Linked DNA regions of Homo sapiens: region 1 is linked to region 2. The links are chromatin loops, found by intact Hi-C in ENCODE. Cell type or tissue: dorsolateral prefrontal cortex. All regions are shown on one strand. Each heading gives the region's core, and the rest is flanking DNA. Links, peaks and the distances in the headings are about the cores only. Region 1 has its middle 28 kb from the start of ADGRD1. Region 2 overlaps EP400 (E1A binding protein p400).

Evidence for each region. Peaks named below come from ENCODE experiments on the same cell type or tissue, not always from the same donor. Only the 100,000 strongest peaks of a DNase experiment are listed, where the experiment ranks them.
Region 1: it touches region 2 in a loop (2.8-fold over the local background); 19 of 110 quality-filtered maps call a loop at or near these places.

The regions. Positions count from the first base shown.
Region 1 is chr12:130,919,514-130,933,016 of GRCh38, reverse strand. No RefSeq gene overlaps it. Among named protein-coding and RNA genes, the nearest start is that of ADGRD1, 28 kb to the left of the region's middle. In dorsolateral prefrontal cortex, for the core only: no CTCF peak of the experiment used is centred there; a DNase peak (open chromatin) is centred at 7,203; H3K4me3 peaks cover 598 bases; H3K27ac peaks cover 1,458 bases.
Region 2 is chr12:131,997,784-132,005,783 of GRCh38, reverse strand. EP400 (E1A binding protein p400) reads right to left here. Exons shown (of 53, transcript NM_015409.5): 13 at 600-707. Among named protein-coding and RNA genes, the nearest start is that of SNORA49, 29 kb to the left of the region's middle. In dorsolateral prefrontal cortex, for the core only: a CTCF peak has its summit at 4,041 (motif pointing right); a DNase peak (open chromatin) is centred at 4,083.

The DNA of each region.
Region 1 (13,503 bases), core at 2,378-10,377, 1.1 Mb after region 2:
GAAGGCAATAGATCAAATGTCACTTTTGACTACAGTTATGATAAAAAGGAGGGGAATGAACTTAGGAGACTCTCCCTGGCTGGCAGAAAGTTCATCAGGGTTGATGTTTTTATCTTTCACTTTAATCTATAGTTTCATTTTACTCGGAGGTTAGTTGATAATATAGCTAAGAGATCCCTGTGCTGTCTCTGGTGCTAAAATATTTAGTAAATCTGGAAGAAAATGGTTTCATAAACTTCCCAGCTGTTAGACTGCATTTCTAGTTGGCCTCATTTCCCAAAAAGACTTACAACCCACAGAAACTCCAGAGGAGCTGGGTTATCTCACATCGGCTGTTCTAAAATAAAGTGGCAAAAGCTATTGGCTGTTTAATGAGTCTGAGACTTCTCTCATTAGAAGGGGAATAAGAGAGATGCCATAACGGAGAGGATTTTGCGGTTGGGGATTTTGGGTTTAGGGGAGCACGGTTTGCAGAGCCAGAGGCTCTCCTGGTATATCTATGGCTCAGGGTACAGGGGACAAGGAGGGGAGCAGGAAGAGTGTAAGTGTGTGTCCCAGCATCCCAGCGTTCAACCTCACTCTCGAAGTTGCAGCCTCCCAGCCTCAGGGGGAGAGGGACAACAGAAAACATATGTGAAGGGATGAATAATGATTTCTGTGTCTCAATGATTTTATTTATTTCCTTGACCCTAAATTTTGGATGTCTATAAACCACACTTTAAAAAAATTCTCTAACTCAGAATGTGAGGAATTTGGGAAATTGAAAATGTTTATGCCCTGAGCTCATTCGTTTGCCTCCCATTTACCAACAGCATGTGGTTCCACATCACTGAGGGAAAATACGCTATTTAGGCAATTACCAAGTATCATCTTTCCTGAACCCTGATCCGGAGCATAACCTCTTGCATGTCACTTTAAACTCATTAATTACCATTTTTAGTAAAAATGCAGTGACTGCAGGGGTGTCGCTTGTGTGCCTCACTCCTTTTTTTTTTGGAGAAAGAGTCTCACTCTGTCGCCCAGGCTGGAGTGCAGTGGTGTGATCTTGGCTCAGTGCAACTTCCGCCTCCCGGGTTCAAGCAATTATCATGCCTCAGCCTCCTGAGTAGCTGGGATTACAGGCATGCACCACCACCCCCGCTAATGTTTGTATTTTGAGTACAGACAGGGTTTTGCCACGTTGGCCAGGCTGGTCTCAAACTCCTGACCTCAGGTGATCCACCACCTTGGCCTCCCAAAGTGTTGGGATTACAGGCGTGAGCCACTATGCCTGGTCCTCACTCCTTCTCTGGTTCTTTGTCACATTATTCCTATAATGGTATAAACTATTCTTTTTTCTGTTGTTTTTGTTTTTCAGACAAGGTCTTGCTCTGTTTCCCAGGCTGGAGTGCAATAATGCAATCATGGCTCACTGCAGCCTCGACCTCTCAGGATCAAATGATCCTCCCACCTCAGCCTCCTGAGTAGCTGGGACTACAGGCACGTGACATGACATCCAGCTAATTTTTTAATTTTTTTGTAGAGATGAGGTCTCACTATGTTATCCAGGCTGGTCTCGAACTTCCAGGCTCAAGGGATCTGTCCACCTAAGCCTCCCAAAGTGCTGGGATTACAGGCATAAGCCACCATCCCCAGCCCAGAAACTATTCTTTTTAAATTTATTTCTTTTGTACATGTGCTCAGAGATTATTAAACACAAAGCATGCCAAGTGGTAATGATAAATGTAGAAGGTAACAGTTTGTAATCTATTTACATGAATCATATTAAGCTACAGAACAGCACATTCTTCTGACAGCCTTTGGCCTAGGATCCCGATCATATCCTGTTATGGGTGATGGATTTGCCAAAATCCCTTTGAGAACTGGGACTCCCAACCTGTACACTGACAATTTCAGGAAAATCTTTTCAAAATTATTTACAAAAATCAGAATAAAGTATTTCTAAGGAGTAAAAAGCCCTGGGAAAGATGTTGTGTGTGAGAGAGAAAGAGAGGCCAGGCAAGGTGGTTCGCGCCTGTAATCCCAGCACTTTGGGAGACCGAGGCAGGTGGATCACCTGAGGTCGGGAGTTTGAGACCAGCCTGACCAACATGGAGAAACCCTGTCTCTACTAAAAGTACAAAATTAGCCAGGTGTGGTGATGTGCACCTGTAATCCCAGCTACTTGGGAGGCTGAGGCAGAAGAATTGCTTGAACCCAGGAAACGGAGGTTGCAGTGAGCCAAGATCGCACCAGTGCACTCCAGCCTGGGCAACAAGAGTGAGATTCCGTCTCAAAAAAAAAAAAGAAAGAAAGAAAGAGAGAGAGAAGGCTGAACCATTGATTATAACCAGCAGAGCCAGTTGGCAGCTACTGTGCAGCCAGCCACACGTCTCATTGAGACCTGCAGGAACAGCCAGTAAATGAGTGGGAATGGATGACCCTTGCACACGACCCTGCTCCAAAATCAGAACTGTGTCTGCAGCCCACCTTGTTTCCCTCTGGCAGAAAAATAACCTTGAGCTGTGCAGCTGCTGAGCTGAACATCCAGAGGACTGAGCACACCCAGACCTGTAAGTGCCACAGAGGAAGCATGGAATGAGGAAGCTTTAGCTCATCCTGGAAGATGAGAACGCACACCTGAAACCATGACCTTTTTGAGATTTTTAATAACGAGCATACTTTTAGACTGCTCTTAGGCTCTGTGTCTCTGAATTTATAGAGAGAGAGACTCCTCAGTCAGGCAGGCTGTCCAGTGGGGCCAAGTCTTAATAAAGGTTAAATCACCATCCCCTTCCTTCACCATCTTCATCTCATGATCAGAGACAATGTCATCCTCATCCTCAAAGTGATCACTGGTGGGGCAGCCCCCTGTGCCAACCCTGCCCCGAGTGCCAACCTGCAGGCATCTGCTGATTCCTTAGGACAACCCTAGGAAGTTTATGCTATTTTATTTTTACTTTTTGGAGACCAGGTCTTGCTCTGTCACCCCCGCTGGAGTGTAGTGGTGTGACCACAGTTCAGAGCGGCTTTGATCTCCTGAGCTCCAGTCATACTCCTGCCTCAGCCTCCCAAGTAGCTGGGACTACAAGCATGTGCAACCATGCCCAGGGAATTTTTTAAAATTCTTTTGTAGAGTGAGCCACTATTTTTAAAACCTTCTTTTAAAGATGAGGAAACAGAAGTTCTGAGAGGTAAAGTAGGTTCCCCAAGGCCAGTTTGTGAGTGGAGGATTAAAGGTTCCAATGCAGGGAGCCTCACTCCAGCACCTGCGTTCTTAACCACTCCACCACGTCCTTTCCGTATGTCTAAACATTCTGAAAGAAAAATATTTTATAACAAAGAAGTGCACAGTAGAGTTTCTCATTACCTTGATATTATATTCTGTGGTCCGTGAAGACATTATCATCACCAGACACGTGACCTGTGGTCACCTCTAACTCAATTCTCTCACACTCGCATCCCAGACAGACACAGAGGCTCACAATCACGTGCACCACAAAGAGGATTATTTTTACGTTTTTATGATGAGTTCATGTGCAGCTATTCAAAGGCTTTGGAAACCTTCCCATCTCATAGCATCTTCAAGAGAATGTTTCTTTCTTTAACCCATGGAAAAAAAAAAAAAAACCTTCCTAGTCCGACCTTGCTCAAGTCTTTTTGACAATAGTCCCTGTTCCTCGGTCGCAGTAACAAAGAATAAAAATGGGTGGCCAAGACACCCAGCCGTGTCCTCGTGAAGAGAGAAACAGCACCACTCACACTCCACTCTGCCTGATACAGTCAGAAGCATCTTGGGAGAATTTCCAATTTGACAGTCGTGTGGAATGAGAAAATAAATGTGCAGGGAACAGGTTTGTAAGAATTTACATCCAGCTTGTGCAACATGGCAAAACCCCGTCTCTACTAAAAATATAAAAATTAGCCAGGCATGGTTGCATGCACCTGTAGTCCCAGCTACTTGGGAGGCTGAGGCAGGAGGATCGCTTGAGCCCAGGAGAGGGAGGTTGCAGTGAGCCGAGATCGCACCACTGCACTCCAGCCTGGGCGATAAAGCAAGACCCTGTTTAAAAAAAAAAAAAAATTCCAGGACTCATTGTTTTTTCTATTTGAGGGGAAGGAAGGATGACGTCGGGGCAATTAGATGTAAACTTTTGGCAGGAACTCAAGAATGACAAGTACAAGAAAACTCAGGAAGGAGTGAAACTTCTCCATATGCCACTCCCCACAAACTAGAGTTAAAACCATGGCAAAAATGTGTTGCCAAATAAGTGATGCTATTGCTGCATAAATACGAAGCATTGCTGGGTTTGTTGTTTTCTGTGTGTGTGTGTTTTGCTGTGTTACCTAAGCCAAATATGAACTAATACACAAGGACACACAGTAACCATGAATGCAGTCAGACAAGTAATGATTTACGCTGTGTACAGATTGTGACGTTTTTGGTTCTTTGCAGGGTCGGAATAAATAGAGAACAGAGGCAGAGCATCCAAGAAGGAAAAACAGAAGCTCCTGGCAGATGCTGAAACCGGAAAGAGGCATGAGAAGACAGCAATGGGATCTGACACTACGGCCCTGTCTGTCAGGGCTATGTCAGTTACCAACCCATCTGATAGAAGCAGAAGGAAAACAAACTGGTCCGTGGAAGGAAAGGCCAGTGGTGATGCTGGCTGCAGGCACAGCTGGATCCAGGTGACATCCTGGGGTTCAGCTTTGCCCTTCTATTCAGACCCTTTCCTTGCTGCGGATGTTTACAAATAGTGCCAAGCCTGGAGTCACTCTCTGACTTGTCTTAATTATGTCATTAGACCAGCTTTTCTTTTCTTTTCTCTTTTTTTCTTTTCTTTTTTGAAACAGGGTCTCCTGTCACCAAGGCTGGAGTGCAATGGTACAATCACAGCTCACTGCAGCCTCAACCTTCTGGGTTCAAAGAATCCTTCCACCTTAGCCTCCCCAGTAGCCAGGACCACAGGCGTGCACTACCACACCCAGCTAATTCTTTTATTTTTTGTAGAGACAGGGGTCTCACTATCTTTCCCAGGCTGGTCTCGAACTCCTGACCTCAAGTGATCTACCCGCCTCTGCCTTCCAAAGTGCTGGGATTACAGGCATGAGCCACCACGCCTGGCCTATTATTACTTTTTTGAGACAGGATCTTGCTGTTTCGCCCAGGCTGGAGTGCAGTGGTGTGATCATGGCTCGCTGTAGCCTCGACCTCCTGTCTCTACAAATTTTTTAATTTGTAGAGACAGGGTCTGGCTATGTTGTTCACAGGGCTGGTCTCAAACTCCTGGACTCAAGTGATCCTCCCACCTCAGCCTCCCAAAATGCTGGGATTACAGGTTTGAGCCACTGTGCCAGGCCTCATTAGACCAGTTTTCTGACAAACGTGATAGAGAAATCATAATCATTTTCTTGTTGGTTAGTAAGGAATAGAATAGAAAATAGCAACTCATTAATTCAAGCAAGTGAATATGTAGAAGAGGGGGTCCACATAGGGGAGAAGGCGGCCATTTTTCCAAGAAGGAACTCTGACTTGCTGCAGATATTTAGGGGAAAATTCCTAAAATAATGGGGATTTTAGGAAGCTTGGAGAAATTCAAGATGACCTATTGCCAGGTAAAGGAAGCAAGTTGTCAAAATGTATGAATTTGAGGCTCTAGAATTCTCCAAAAGCTTTAGAGTGGCCTAAATAACCTGATTAATATTTTTCAATCCTGGGTGGCAGTATATAGAATACACGCCACTAACATGGGAAGAGTTCCAAGACATGCCACATGAAAACAAAAACAAAACAAAAGAAACAAGTTACAGAACTATTAAGATCATGCGATATTATTTACGTACAGCATATACATAAATGACATCTGGGTACATATTATGCAAAGGCATAGGGAAAGTTCTGGAAGGATAGGATGCAAACCAAAAGAGAATATACTTCTGGAGAATGGAGAGAAGGGCCAGAAGTCACAGGTCTTTACTGCCCAGGGGTGTACCTGGGACTATTCTACAGTCCCAGCTGCTTAGGAGGCTGAGGTGGGAGGATCACTTGAGCCCAGGAGTTCAGGGCTGTAGTGAACTGAGATTGAGCTACTGCACTCCAGCCTTGGTGACAGAGTAAGACATTGTCTTAAAAAAAAATTAAGGCCAGGTGCAGTGGCTCATGCTTGTAATCCCAGCATTTTGGGAGGCCAAGGCGGGAGGGTCACTTGAGGCGAGCAATTTGAGACCAGCCTGGGCAACAAAGTGAGACCTCATCGCTAATAAAAATAGAAAAATTAGCTGGGTGTGGTGGTAATTAGCTGAGTAGCTGTAATCACAGCTACTCAGGAGGCTGAGGCAGGAGGATCGCTTGAGCCTGGGAGGTTGAAGATACAGTGAGCCAAGATCGTGCCACTGGCACTGCAGCCTGTGTGACAGAGAAAGACCCTGTCTCAAATAAATTAATAAAGTTTAAAAAAAGAGCTCTCTAGCCTTGTTGCGACATTTTACATCTTCACAAGAAGAATGTATCCAGCCAATGACTTAAATAATAAAAATTCTTTTTTTTTTTTAGATGGAGTTTCACTCTTGTTGCCCAGGCTGGAGTGCAGTGGTGCGATCTCGGCTCACTGCAACCTCTGCCTCCCGGGTGCAAGCGATTCTCCTGCCTCAGCCTCCCGAGTAGCTGGGACTACAGGCGTGCACCACTATGCCCAGCTAATTTTTGTATTTTTAGTAGAGACGGGGTTTTACCATGTTGTCCAGGATGATCTCTATCTCTTGACCTTGTGATCTGCCTGCCTCGGCCTCCCAAAGTGCTGGGATTACAGGTGTGGGCCATTGTGCCCGGCCAAAAATTCTGTTTTATAAAAGTTTCAAGCACATCTTAAGGCTTCTCATTTTAAGCAACCAGCCTGTGGCACTCTTCTTTATTATACATTCAATTCTTCATCCATCTTTTGTTTTTCCAAATCTGTGTAATTCACCCTTAACAACATCTCAGCATTTTGCAGAGCGAGAAGCCCGGCGGGAAAGCACGCTCCTCCCAAACCACATCAACCAAACATATCCCTTACTTTCACGCAGAACTGTAAAACAAAGAGTATTCTTTACTAAGTTAGAGACTTTAAAATAGCAGATGAAAGAACGCCGTGTTCTTCAAGATTCCGACCTCTCTCCTCCTCTATCTTTAGCATGAAGTTCCTAGGATGCTGTGAATCACTGCTTGTTTGGGACCAGCGTCAGCTGACCTGTCGAAACAGCTGCCTTCTGTAGTAAGAAACCGGCCTATGTTTGGAAAACCACAAGTCTCTTATTTTTCATTGCCTGGTTGGCACTTGTTGCAATTAGCTGTGGGTCAGAAATAAGGATCAAGGATGGTACCTGGTCTCTTGCTGAGAGCCAGAAGGAACAGAGATCGCATGGTCTCTGACCCAGAGAATTCTCAATCTTGCTGGAAACACAAACCCACAGGAAACTCCAGTTAAGAATGAACACAAATGTGGTGTGTGATGAGCAGCCACAGCAGGCACTAGCTGTCAGCTGGAGGGCATCTCGGCCTCACTATAAATTATCTGCAGGAGGAAACGGGACAGATCTACAGGCAGTGGGGACGGGCACTGGGTCTTCTCATCTGCTCTATCCACGAGAGTCTAGTGGGGGTTTCATCTGCCAAGTGAGCCCAGTGCTTTGGTGAGGTCACGCTTGAGGCATTCGTTGGTGTGTTGTTCCCATGGCTTCCCTTTTTAGCCCCTCCATCTAAGCGGTCATTTGGGGTGTGAGGATCTTCACTCACTCACTCCTGCCCCGAGCCCAGACTCGAAGGCTCACATCAGCTGATGGAAGCCAAGATCAGACTCACACACGTGACGCCGCGCCCTCCCCTGCACTCTGTGCACCAGGAGGCTGATCTCGCCCAACGCCGTCGACAAGGAACTCTTGCCCTCTAGCTTCTGGTTGGCTCTGCTTGGAGTCAGACCTCCAGGGAGTGGGGCCTGCCTCACCAGGGCTGGGCTCTCTGAGATGGGGGTTAAGAAGACTGGTTCAGCCGAGCGCGGTGGCTCGCGCCTGTAATGCCAACACTTTGGGAGGCAGAGGCGGGCGGATCACCTGAGGTTGGGAGTTTGAGAGCAGCCTGGCCAACATGGTGAAACCCCGTCTCTACTCAAAATACAAAAATTAGCCGGGCGTGGTGGTGGGCGCCTATAGTCCCAGCTACTAGGGAGGCTTGAGGCAGGAGAATAGCTTGAACCTGGGAGGCGGAGGTTGCAGTGAGCCAAGGTCACACCACTGCACTCCAGCCTGGGTGACAGAGCGAGACTCCGTCTCAAAAAAAAAAAAAAAAAAAAAAAAAAAGAAGAAGAAGAAGAAGAAGACTGGTTCTATAAAGGCAAGAAGAAGCTGAACATACCAGGATAGTGACCCGTTTCTGGGACAATGACACTTCACGGAAAAGAATTCCAAATGGCCAATAAGCACAGGAACAATTGCTCAACGTCACTGGTCATTAGGAAAACAAAATCACAATGATTTTCCACTGGACACATCACACACACTCTGAGCAAGGCTAACATAAAGACCGAGGACCCCAAACGTCGATGAGGGTATGGAGGAGTCAGAACTCTCTCTCGGTTGCTGGGAGCCCTGAACGTTTCTGCTCCGGAGTGCTCACCGGAAGAGAAGACAGTTGGCTCTGGAAGCCAAAAAGTCATCAGTATCTGCTCTAGGGGCACCGCACACGTGTGGGGATCTTGGGAATATAGTCCCTTCTGCCAGGCAGAAATGAGGACTCAGTTTGGTAAGATCATCTGATTTCTGTGGGGTTTTTTGGAGAAGCTGAAAATTCAGAATTTTGTTTAAAATCTTTTGATGTTTCAACACTGACCATTCAAGTGCCCTGAAAAGATGTACTGGGGCCGGGCACGGTGGGTCATGCCTGTAATCCCAGCACTTCAGGAGGCCGAGGTGGGCGGATCACCTGAGACCGGGAGTTTGAGACCAGCCTGGCCAACATGGTGAAACCCCGTCTCTACTAAAACTACAAAAATTAGCCGGGTGTGGTGGCGGCCACCTGTAGTCACGGCTATTCTCGGAGTCTGAGGCAGGAGAATCACTTGAACCCAGGAGGCAGAGGTTACAGTGAGCCGAGATCACGCCACTGCACTCCAGCCTGGGCAACAAAGCAAGACTCTGTCTCAAAAAAAAACAAAAACAAAAACAAACAAACAAACAAAAGGATGTCTTGGAGCCACGTAAGTCCTGGGGACATCCAGTCCTCTGACCTCATAAAGATAGTGAAGCTGACCTACATACAAAATGGATTTGACAACGAAAATAATAGCAAGTGGGTCAAAGATCGTTTTAGTCCATCCTGACTGCTATACAAAATACCACGAGTGGGGTAGGTTATAAACCGCAGAAATGTGTTTCTCACAGTTCTGAGGGCTGGAAGTCCAGGATCAAAGCATGACAGATTTCATGTCCGGTGAGGACCCCCTTCCTGGTTCATCGAGGGCACCTTCCCACTGTGTTTTCACCTGGCGGAAGGGGCGAGGCAGCTCTCTGGATCCCCTTTAATAAGAGCACTAATCCCCTTCTTGAGGGCTTCACCCTCGTGGCCTCATCACCTCGCACAGGCCCCCACCTCCTAATACCATCACCTGGGGCACTAGGTTTCAACATACGAATTTGCAGGGAGAGCAGTAACAAACATTCGGACCATAGCAAAGATTATCGCGGGTGTTTAAGGCCAGAAGAGGCATCACGATTGTCCCCCATCTCACGCCCATTTTTAAATAATTGTTATTACAGCTGAATACTGTGGACCATGGCTGCCGGTCAAGGGATCTGCCTCAGACGCTTTTTCTAAGATCTATTAACCAGCAGGGAGTTTTGGAACTTTATAAGCGCTGCCCCATAATCTTGCTAATGATACAAAATGGTGTTCTGTGAACCTTAAAACATCTATTTTCAACTAGGAAAACAGAACTTTCAACTCAGAAGAAGACTTTTTCTTCTTTCAGCTTGCTTGATAATTTTGCATTCCCTAGTGGTGTTAAATGTTACTTAGATTTATAATAGAAAGCAATTACCAGACAAATTCACCATCTCCAGCTAATATGGTTTCCTTCAAAATGCAATGTTTCTGAAGAAACAGATAAAAGCCAGGCTTAAGTGATCACATTGTGTGAGGCAATTCCTTTTATATCTTTTTAAGAGTGATTACAGACAAATCTGCTTTGCCAAAAAAGCCAACGCCTAGTACACTTGTACTTTATTTTTTTGGCATCCCTAAGTCCCTTATTTTTTTGTAATTAGAGAAATATTTGGTGACCATAACTTCTCTCGCTTGGATGAGGTTATCCCCCTTCCCTTCTTCCTCCCTACCCGGCCCCTCCAAACTGTACAGCTTTTCCCAAAATTCTGTCTGTGGGAAATTCCAGCCTCTGGCCCCTGCAGCTTGCTTTCACTGCCTGTGGTTTATCTTGATCCAAATTGTAGCGTTTCATTCCAAACCCTCCCAGTGCAAAGTAGACTATATTTCAAGTCAAGGTTGCAGCCCAGCGACCCTTAAGGTTGGGTGGTGAATGGAACGTGTGAATCCTAGCTCTGTCACTGCCTAGCTGAAAAAAATCCCTCCACCGCCTGTTAATTGAGTTTTCTCATTCGTAAAGTGGAAAGAATAGTATTTACGCCAAAGGGTAAATTAGCACCCCTAAGGACTGAGTGAGCTTACATCTGCAAAGTTCCTATGCGTAGTAGCCATTCAACAAATATTAGCACCCATCCCTCTCTCCTCAAAGCTCAAGAAAGGACCATATTCTCAGGTTCCCCATCCCCACATATATTTAGCCCTAGGAGCAGATATCAATTACTTTTTTTATCTGTCCAGAAACCAAACATCCTCTCTTCCTGTAAAGGCTTATAGCAGAAGTGGTTGGCACCACCCAATGTCCTTCTGCTTCTATGTCTCTCCCATCATCCCTTATAATTATGTTAGCCTTGTAATGAGTTATGGGAATATGAGCAAAAGTAAAGCATATCATTCATCCCCTCCCCTGCTCTATCCAAGCCAGGGCATTTAAGATGCACTGGAGGTAACTCCCCTCCTTCTTTTCTGCTTGAAGGCAGAGGACTCTGAAATGGAGCCCCAGGTTGGAAGAGCCTGGATCCCTGAGTCACTGCATGGAAGGGAGTACACTCACTAGGAACACCTGCATTAGACTCTGACACAGAAAATGAACTTGTATCAGCTGAAGCCCCTGAAATGTTTGGAGGAATTTGCATGTGGATGGAGTAGGAGGGAACATTTACACCTACTGTGAAAGCTGAAGTGGGTAAAATCCTTCCTTTCCTGACTGATATGGTTTGGATCTGTGTCCCTGCCCAAATCTCACACTGATACGGTTTGGATCTGTGTCCCTGCCCAAATCTCACGTTGAATTGTAATCCCCAGTGTTGGAGGTGGGGCCTGGTGGGAGGTGATTGGATCGTGGGGGTGGCTTATCTTGAATAGTTTAGCACCATCTCCTCCGAGCAGTTTTCATGATAGAGTTCTCATGAGATCTGGTTGTTTAAAAGTATGTGGCATGGACCCCCTTCCTTCTGCTCCCACTTTGCCGTCCTCCATGAGTAAAAGCTCCCTGAGGCCTTCCCAGAAGCAGGTGCTGCCAGGCTCCCTGTAGAGCCTGCAGAGCTGTGAGCCAATTAAACCTCTCTTCTTTGTAAATTACCCTGTCTCAGGTATTTCTTTACAGCAGTGTGAGAACAGACCAATACACCAGCCTTGGCACAGCTGGGAGCAAGCCTGTGACTCAGGCTCTATGCAGATGGCCCTCTCCCCTGGCACTTTGAATCTCCAGCAGCAATGAACAGTCTGTACCTGCATCCTGGCCTCAGCTGTGATTCCTGCTGTCCAGCCTTCTGAAGTGCCCTTGGTTGGTTCCATTTTCCAAGATAGACCCTCTAGCTCCACAATGATGCTGTGAACCCCTGACGTCCTTTCAAAAATTCCCTTTTTGCCTAAGAAAGTCAGAGTGCTTGCAATCGAGAGCCCTGACTAATACACTTGATATCAGTGGAGAAAGAATGTTTACACATACTTCGTACATCCTCGGCCAAGCTGGCCACCCCGATCTCCCCTCCACTAGCTCTGATGCAATGGCTGAAGTGGCCACACCCTTGGCAAGATCTCCATGAACATGTCTTGTGAATTTACGACAATCCAACCAACCAGTCCTGGTCATTCGTTGGCCATAAAATGCACATTGGCAGAGAAGGATCCATGAAGCCAGTGCTGAATTCCAAGAGCAAGCTCAGATTTCTGAGCGTAAGTGATAAAACTTGATTCTGGGAGGAGAAAGGTCAGGATAATGCCTCCTCTGTCTGAGCACATGGACCTCCACTCTGAAGAGAGAAGAACAGGAGAGATGGCCAGAGTGAATGCTCAGGGGACAGAGTTTTGTTCCCTCCATTCAGCCCTGCTGTGGTCTCACCAATGCCTGGGCTCACCAGGCAGTTCACACAACTTCTGGATCTGTTAACTTTCCTCCTACGGTGGCGTCCCTAGATCGGAATGAAAATCTAATGCTGTGGCCGCTGCTGCAGCAAACAAACCCAAACACCGAATGGCTCACACGTGATGGATGTTTCTGTCTCATTCTCACAAGTCCAAAGGGTGCTTCCATGTAGCCAGCAACTGTGTCCTTCACGTGGTGACTCAGGGACCATGGTCCCTTCCATCCGTGGCTCTGTTTGTAATGTGTGGCCATTGAAGCTGCCTTGTTAGTCACCTCAAGCCAGTAGCAGAGAAAGGGAATGGCTGGCCGTGTGGCGGAAATATTTGCGGGTCACGACTGCAAGTGTCACGTACGGCTTCTATTCACATCCCATCGGCCACATCTAACTGTGAGGTGAGGCCAGGACATTCAACCACATGCCCAGAGAGTGAGGTCGTTTGCCCAGGAAGAGGAAATGTGTGGCAAGTGCTGACACTCGGCCACGCAAAGACTCAACTTGGAGGCTGAAAGTGCAGAAAACACCACAAGCAGCCATATTCCAACCCAAATGATCAGGGCAGGTGTGTATTGAAAGAAGGCAGTTCTCTAAATAGGTTTGTGTTTCTGATGACTGCCTGGTCTGCCCCTGGGAACTAAAGTCCAGGACAAGATGATAAAAGTGTGACCCCAATTAACTGCTCCAATTTCAACATGGGAGAATATGATTCCAACATGGAGAAATATGACTTCAACATGGGGGAATATGATTTCAACATGGAGAAATATGACTTCAACATGGAGGAATATGATTTCAACATAGGGAAATATGACTTCAACATGGGGGAATATGATTTCAACATGGGGAAATATGATTTCAACATGGGGAAATATGATTTCAACATGGGGAAATATGATTTAAACATAGGGAAATATGATTTCAACATGAGGGAATGTGATTTCAATGTGAGGAAATATGATTTAAACATGGGGAAGTATGATTTCATCATGGAATATGATTTCAGCATGAGGGAATATGATTTAAACA
Region 2 (8,000 bases), core at 1-8,000:
GGATCTCCCGTCTATCACCAAGAAAGAAAAAAGCAGAACCCTTTCCCAAATGTGGGAAACCGGGAGGAGACCAAACCCGCCACTCCTTCCTCTGGTCCTGCTGGCAGCGTGGGGTCTGGTAAGGCCTGACCTCCCCAAGGCTCCTGTGGGCCACTCCCCAACTCGCATGCAGGTGTCTAACTGTCCCAACAACTGGAATGAGAGCAGGAAAGGCAGACCTTTTCTGGTATGCTCTGTGCATCTGTTTAGAAAGTCTAATACCAAGTAAAATAAACTACTCAAAACTGGTGTGTTGAACAAACACAGCACAGCCTGAATAAATATATCTAGGTCCATAAAACAATGATGTTTATAAATCTAGAGAAAAATATTTTTACATCCTTCACAACATGATCAAGTGCCCCGATAACTGTGCCAGGTTAATAAATTAAAAGCACGGAATTTAATAAAATTCTATTCAATATAAAGATACTTATTAAATATTTCTAATTTTTTATTTTATCAAACTAAAAGAAATTTTCTAAATCTTATTTTAAGTCTTTGTAAGTACTCCGGCTTCTGCTTTTAACCCTGAATTCTTCCAAAGGCTGGGAGCGCACCTTCCTCTCCGCTTGTGTCCTCCCCATCAGGCTTCGGCCGGGGCCACTGAGAACTCGGCAGGAAGGCGCCTTCGTACAGCTTCATCAGGTCCAGGAGGGGCAGCTCAGCTGCAGAGGGTTGCGGGCAGAAGGGCTGTTACTTTATAACAACAACTGTAATTTAAATTGGGAAGGAGCAGCAGCCAGGAGAACCACGGTAAGAAGGGCAAGGGGCTCCCTCTCACATGTATTCCTTTTTCCAGCTTTAGATCACTCCTTGGAAAAAGATTATATTGTCTAAAAGCACACTTGTTTTTTCTAAAAACTAAAATGGTTGCCCATTACTGATAAAAGGTGTAAAATATTTTGTTGGGGGATGCAAGGGGAATGATGAGAAATTACTTAGTAGGTGCAACACACATTTGGGTCATGACATACCAGAGACCCAGACTTCACCACTACACAGTACAGCCAGGAAACAGCACTGTACTTGCACCCCTGAAATTTATGCAAATTTTTAAAAGTATAAAATATTTTCTCTATAAAGATGAGAATCTTTGAAAGAAACTCAATTGTATTCACAAAAGATTTAAAATATCTGAAATAATCTAAATGAACAGTAACAGTATAGACTAATAAATAAAAATGTAAAAAGTGAACACCATTGATAGGAAATAACTGATGAAGATGATATATAAAAATACAAAATATCAAATGAAGAAACAAAAAGCAAAAATGTTAAAAAGTATAATAAAACATAATTAAGCTTTTTTTATAAAACACTCACCCTAATTGCTTAAAAAAAAATACCACACATTAATTAAATCCCCAATAACAGTGGGCAAAGGATATGAAGCTGTTACATACATAAAAGTGTAAAGGGCAATAAAATGTTTTTTCATTAATCATCCCTGGAAATCAGTGCACAATTTGTTAAGTACCAAATTATCAACCACCTTAAAATCATAACACTGGGAAATTATTATGAATTAGATACTCCCACATGCTGCTGATAATGGCATAAACTGGCTGGATTTTTCTGGAAATCAACACGGAAAGCTGAAGGGCTTTGGAATCCAATGCCCTCAACCTCATCATTTCCCCTTTTAGTGAGTCTATCCAGAGGAATGACAGAAATGTGAACCCAGATTTCTGTTCAAAGAATGTTCACACAGTGGTAGATCTAACAGGGGAAAACCCTTTAGTTGGGCTGTGTACTTGTGATATGTGAGCTTGTTTGCATCTGTATTTTATGTCAAAGACTGTTGAGCCAAAACAACAAATGCCATGGACAAGCACCCTACAAGGACCATGTTAAAGGCACTGTCCACTTGGGACTAGCAAAACACTTTTTGAATTCATTTGCTCAGGATGTTAAATATTTGCCACACTGGCTTGATGGACATAGACCTAATGGAGCCCAGTGAAAGTAAGTGTTGGCTGTGGAATTCAGGTGGTGTGTCCATGATGTTCCTAACAAGGTTCTTCACCTTTCCTGTCTGTCTGATGCTTCCAGAGCGAAATGCTGGGATGCACCACTACAGCATATGATGCTATATGTAAGTAGGAAAAACAAGCCAAACCACTGGAAACTTCCAGTAAGAAGATAATTCTGTAAGGTGTCTCAGAACAAACAATACACAGAAATCAGCCTCCACATATGGAAATGAGTTAGAAAATGAAATCGAAGAAAAAAAAACCTGTTTAGACAGAAAATTAAATACAGTCGTCCCTCAGTATCCCTGAGAAGGTGGTTCCAAGGCCCCTTTCGATACCAAAATCCAAGGATGCTCAAGTCCCTTATATAAAGTAATGTATATTTGCACGTAACCTATACACATCCTCTCATATATTTTAAATAATCTCTAGGTTACTTATAATACCTAATACAATGTGAATGCTATGTAAATAGTTGTTACACATTTTTTTGGTATCTTTTTTGTAATTGTTGTACTGTTATTTTGGCTTATTTGGTTTGGGGGGTTTTTTTGGTTGGCTGTTTTTTTTTTTTTTAATATTTCTTTTAGAGATGGGGTCTTGCTATGTTGCCCAGGCTGAACTTGAACTCCTGGGCTCAAGTGACCATCCTGCCTCAGTCTCCCAAGCAGCCAGGATTACAGGTGTGAGCCACCACACCCAGCTGTGTTCTTATTTTTTACTGTTTTGCTTTGTTTTGTTTTTGGTAAATATTTTCTATCTGTAGTTGATCAAATTCATGGATTTGAAACCCATGGACATGAAGAGCTAAATATACTTAGAATTAAACTTTCAAAAATTCCACATCTCTGTGAAGAAAGCTCTAAGAGGTTCCTGAAGACCATGAAGAAGCCTTGACCCAATGAGAGGCTCTGCTCATGGATTCAGCTCGACACCATAAAGACAATGGGATCCCCAGGAACCCACCTCCTGGTGTTCACTCCTGGTCTCTCCCACACTGACCTGGCCTGACCGGTGTGACCACCATATGTGAGAATGACCGTAGGTGACTTCCAAGACTCAGCTACAAAAGATACTACAGTGTCTATCCTGCTCCCTCATGGATATTTGCTCTCGGACACCAGCCCCAGGTCAGGAGGACACTCAGCCTGCCCTCAGCATGCAACCAGAGCCCATCAGCTGGCAGAATGAACCAGCCTGGAATGGCATCCTCCAGCCTGCTACATCAAGCCTTCTGAAAACCATCTTCACAGGAGACCTGTGCCACAACCACCCAGCAAGGCTGCTCCCAAACTCTGCCCCACAGAGTATACAGCGCTAATTTAATAGGATATCTAGTAAGTCAAGAATGCGCACCATAATCAGATAGCCCCTACAACAAGAATACAGAAAGCTAACAGAGAAGAGGAAATGAAATAATTTGTAAATACTTGCCTGATGCTTTAACCATAAAGAGATTGACTAAAGAACAGGTGAGAAAATACAAGATAAATTTTAAAATTAGGATAGATCTAGGCCCAATTATTAATAGAACAGGCTTAAATTTAATACAAATGTACTAAACACTCCAATTTAGAGACATAGGGACATTAGAATAAACTGTAGGGCAGAGAAGACCAACTATATGCTGTTTACAAGAGACATGCTTTACAAAAGAACACAGATCAGAAGTTAACAGAAACTCTCTCTAGAGGAAACTCCTTCACTGTCAGGCCTAAAGTAACTTCCACAATGAAGTTCCAATATGTGGGCGGCAAGCCATCCAGGTGCCGAGGCAAGAGACCGAGGGCACGAGCTGTTCCAGTGTAATAAAATATATAAAACAACAAGAGTTATACTAGATCTAGATCATAGACATGATTATATACGAATATCATTAATCACTAGTTTGTAGCAATTACTCTTTATTCCAATATTATAATAATCCTCGCTCTATAATCATAACCTAGGAAAAGCCAGCCCATACAGAGATAGGAGCTGAGGAGACATAGTGAGGAGTGACCAGAAGACAAGAGTGCGAGCCTTCTGTTATGCCCGGACAGGGCCACCAGAGGGCTCCTGGGTCTAGCGGTAACGCCAGGATCTGGGAAGACGCCTGTTGTAGCCTCAGTGTCAAGGAAAAACACCTGCTACTTAGCGGACCGGGAAAGGGAGTCTCCCTTTCCTTGTGGGGAGTTTAGAGAAGACTCTACTCCTCCACCTCTTGTGGAGGCCCTGACATCAGTCAGGCCCACGCACAGTTATCCGGAGGCCTAACCGTCTCCCTGTGATGCTGTGCTTCAGTGGTCACACTCCTAGTCTGCTTTCATGTTCCATCCTGTACACGTGGCTCTGCCTTTTAGATAACAGTAGCAAAATTAGTGAAAGTACTAAAAGTCTCTGATATGCAGAAATAATGGCGTAAGCTGTCTCTCTCTCTCTGCCTCGGCTGCCAGGCAGGGGAGGGCCCCCTGTCCAGTGGACACGTAACCCACGTGACCCTACCTATCATTGGAGATGACTCACACTATTTACCCTGCCCCTTTTGCTTTGTATCCAATAAATAATAGCGCAGCCAGACATTCGGGGCCACTACCAGTCTCCGCGTCTTGGTGGGAGTGGTCCCCTGGGCCCAGCTGTCTTTTCTTTTATCTCTTTGTCTCGTGTCTTTATTTCCACAATCTCTCGTCTCCACACACGGTGGGAAGAAACCCACCGACCCTGTGGGGCTGGTCCCTACACCAATAAATTGTCAAAAATCACAAAGTACGCTAGGAAACAATGTACCATCAGCAGAAACCAGGATTCATAAACGACAGCAGAATCAGACCTGCAAAAACATCACCCATGCAATTATTAGGCAGAGATTATAAAATTTCATATTTGAAGAAATAAAAGAGATGACTGAAAGTCTGAATACAGAGCAAGAGATAATTTTAAAATTTCATGTAGGTTTTCTAAAAAACCATTGGGAATGTCTTAAAACAAACTGGTAACTGGAATTTAACACTTAATCAATGGGTTAACAAAAGACTAGGAAGAGCTTAAAAGAGAATTCATAAAATAGAACACAGATGTGATAAAATTATCTAGAATCAAGTAAAACTGATGACGTAATAGGATAACAATTCTAAACCTATATATGCACATACTAACATAGTCTCAAAATACATAAAATGAAAACTGACAGAAACTTAAGGAGAAATAGGTACTCATTATCATAATGGAACATTTTAACATACTTCTCTCAGTAATTGATAGAGCAAGAAGACAAAAATCAGTAAGGATAAGAACTGGATAATGCAATCAACAAGTTCTACCTGGTGGACTGAGAGAGAGAATTGTACCATAACCTGATGAATGCATGTTGTTTTAAAGCATGTATGGAATGTTTATAAACTGGTCCATTCAAAACCTACCTCAACAAAATCCAGGTCAGTGAGAATCCCATACATCTTCTGTCTGATCAAAATGCAATTAATGTAGAATAATAATAAAAATATATATTGAAAACCCTGTATTGTTTGGAAATTAAGAAACATCCTTCTAAATAACTCATGGGTCAATAAAATATATATACAGGGGAAATCAGAAAATATTTAAAACTGAATAATAAATATGATATTCAGCTAAAGCAGTATTACGGAAAAATTCAGACCCTTAAATGTTTATATTAATGAGCTGATGAAAATTAGGAAGCTAGTCATCCAAGTTAAAAACTCAGAAAAAGATGTTTTTAAAAAAGAAATACTACGAGCAGAAACAAAACAGAAAACAATATACAGGCGCCAGATTAAAAAAAAAAAAAAAGAATCTGACAAACTTTTGACAAGACTATCAAGAAAACAGGCATAAATACACAGTATTAGGAGAAAGAAGGGACATACATACAAACACAGCCAAGATCGGAAACACTGTAAGGAGAAATTATTGACAATGTATGCCAATAAATTTTAAAATGTAGATGAAATAAAGAAATTCCTAGAAAATTTGACTATCATAATTGACTATGAAGAAAAGAAAAAGTCATATTCCTCAATTTAATGTATGAGGGCCAGGCACGGTGGCTCAGCCTGTAACCCCAGCACTTTGGGAGGCTCAGGTGGGCAGATCACCTGAGGTCAGGAGTTGGAGACCAGCCTGGGCAACACGGTAAAACCCTATCTCTACTAAAAATATAAAAAATAGCCAGGCATGGTGGCTGGTGCCTATAATCCCAGCTACTCAGGAGGCTGAGGCAGGAGAATCGCTTGAACCCAGGAGGCGGAGGTTGCAGTGAGCTGAGATCGTGCCACTGCACTCCAGCCTGGGCGACAGAGCAAGACTGTCAAAACAAACAAACAAAGCATGCAATACCCACCTACAACATAAACACTGAAGAATAGATACAAACTTCACTAATCTTATAAAAATATCTACAAGAACCCTATACACTATGTCCATTTATGAAACATTAAAGGTATCATCATAGTCATCCTGAGAGCAGCAGTGAAGAGCACACCGTAGGACACGTCAGGCCAAGGCTTCCACGCACTGCAAATCCTCAGAAGAACACTGGTTATCCCATTTACAACTGAGAAAAACACCACGGAGAGCTCAGACAACCTGACCGAGGCCGTGGGGTCAGTAGGCAACAAACATTAGGTTTGAACCATGCAGTTATGACTCAAAACTCTAATAATCTGCCTTTCTACTGAAAGTGCTCTCTTTCAAAGCAAGAACAAGCCAATGTTGTCCACCACTAGCACGAACTCAACACTTTACTGAAAGTCCTACCTAGCACAAAACGGCAAGAAAAAGTAGTATAAAAGGAACAAGGATTATAAAGGAAAAACTCTTCAGAGAAGTATACAAAGACTTTGTATACAAGACTGTATACAAAGACTTTGTATACAAGACTGTATACAAAGTCTTTGTATACAAGACTGTATACAAAGTCTTTGTATACAAGACTGTATACAAAGTCTTTGTATACAAGACTGTATACAAAGTCTTTGTATACAAGACTGTATACAAAGTCTTTGTATACAAGACTGTATACAAAGTCTTTGTATACAAGACTGTATACAAAGTCTTTGTATACAAGACTGTATACAAAGTCTTTGTATACAAGACTGTATACAAAGTCTTTGTATACAAGACTGTATACAAAGAATTAACAAACAGAGTTCAGAAAAGTTGCTGAGTATAAGAGAAATAAAATCAACTGTACTGACACATACCAGCAATATATTTAAAATATAATTTTAGAAAATATACCATTTAGCACAACTTTTAAAAATATATAGTACCTAGAATTAAATCTAACAAAAGAGACACAATCATGAAATTTTATGGAAAGCTATTTAGGAAGACCTAAGTGAAGGGGAGAACTATATTTTGATCATAGACTGGAAAGGCTGAACTTCATAAAGACAGCAATTCTCACAAAACATCCATTAATGCAATTAAATTCTAATCAAAACTCCCAATAGGTTTTTCTGTGAAACTTGATGAGCTGATTCTAGCATGTTTCTGAAATAGTCCCCAAATAGACAAGATCCTCCTAACACAGAGCAAGGCAGAAGAACTTACCTAACCAGACATCAAGAACTATTATAAAGCTATAGTAAGAAAGACAGTGTGGTATCAGTACAGACTGGTACAAATTTGCCAATAAAAGAATAAAGATCCCAGAAAGAGCCATGCATAGAAGGAAACCTGTTTTACGTCTGAGCTGGCACTTAAGATCAGTGGGGAAAAGATAGGCTTTTCAATATGGCTTTCCAAATATGCATTTTGGGGAAAAAAAGGAAACTGCACTCATTTCACAACCTAAGAGTAAAAGCAGAAAAATTTTAGATGATATATCTTTGTGAACAAGATTGACAAATTCAACTACAGTAAGTCCTCACTAAACATCATCAATAGGTTGGTTCTTAGAAATTGTAACTTTGAGCAAAATGACGTATAGCTGATCGGTGGACAACTTGGGTTGGAACTGTGAGGGTCCTCTTCCATGCAGAT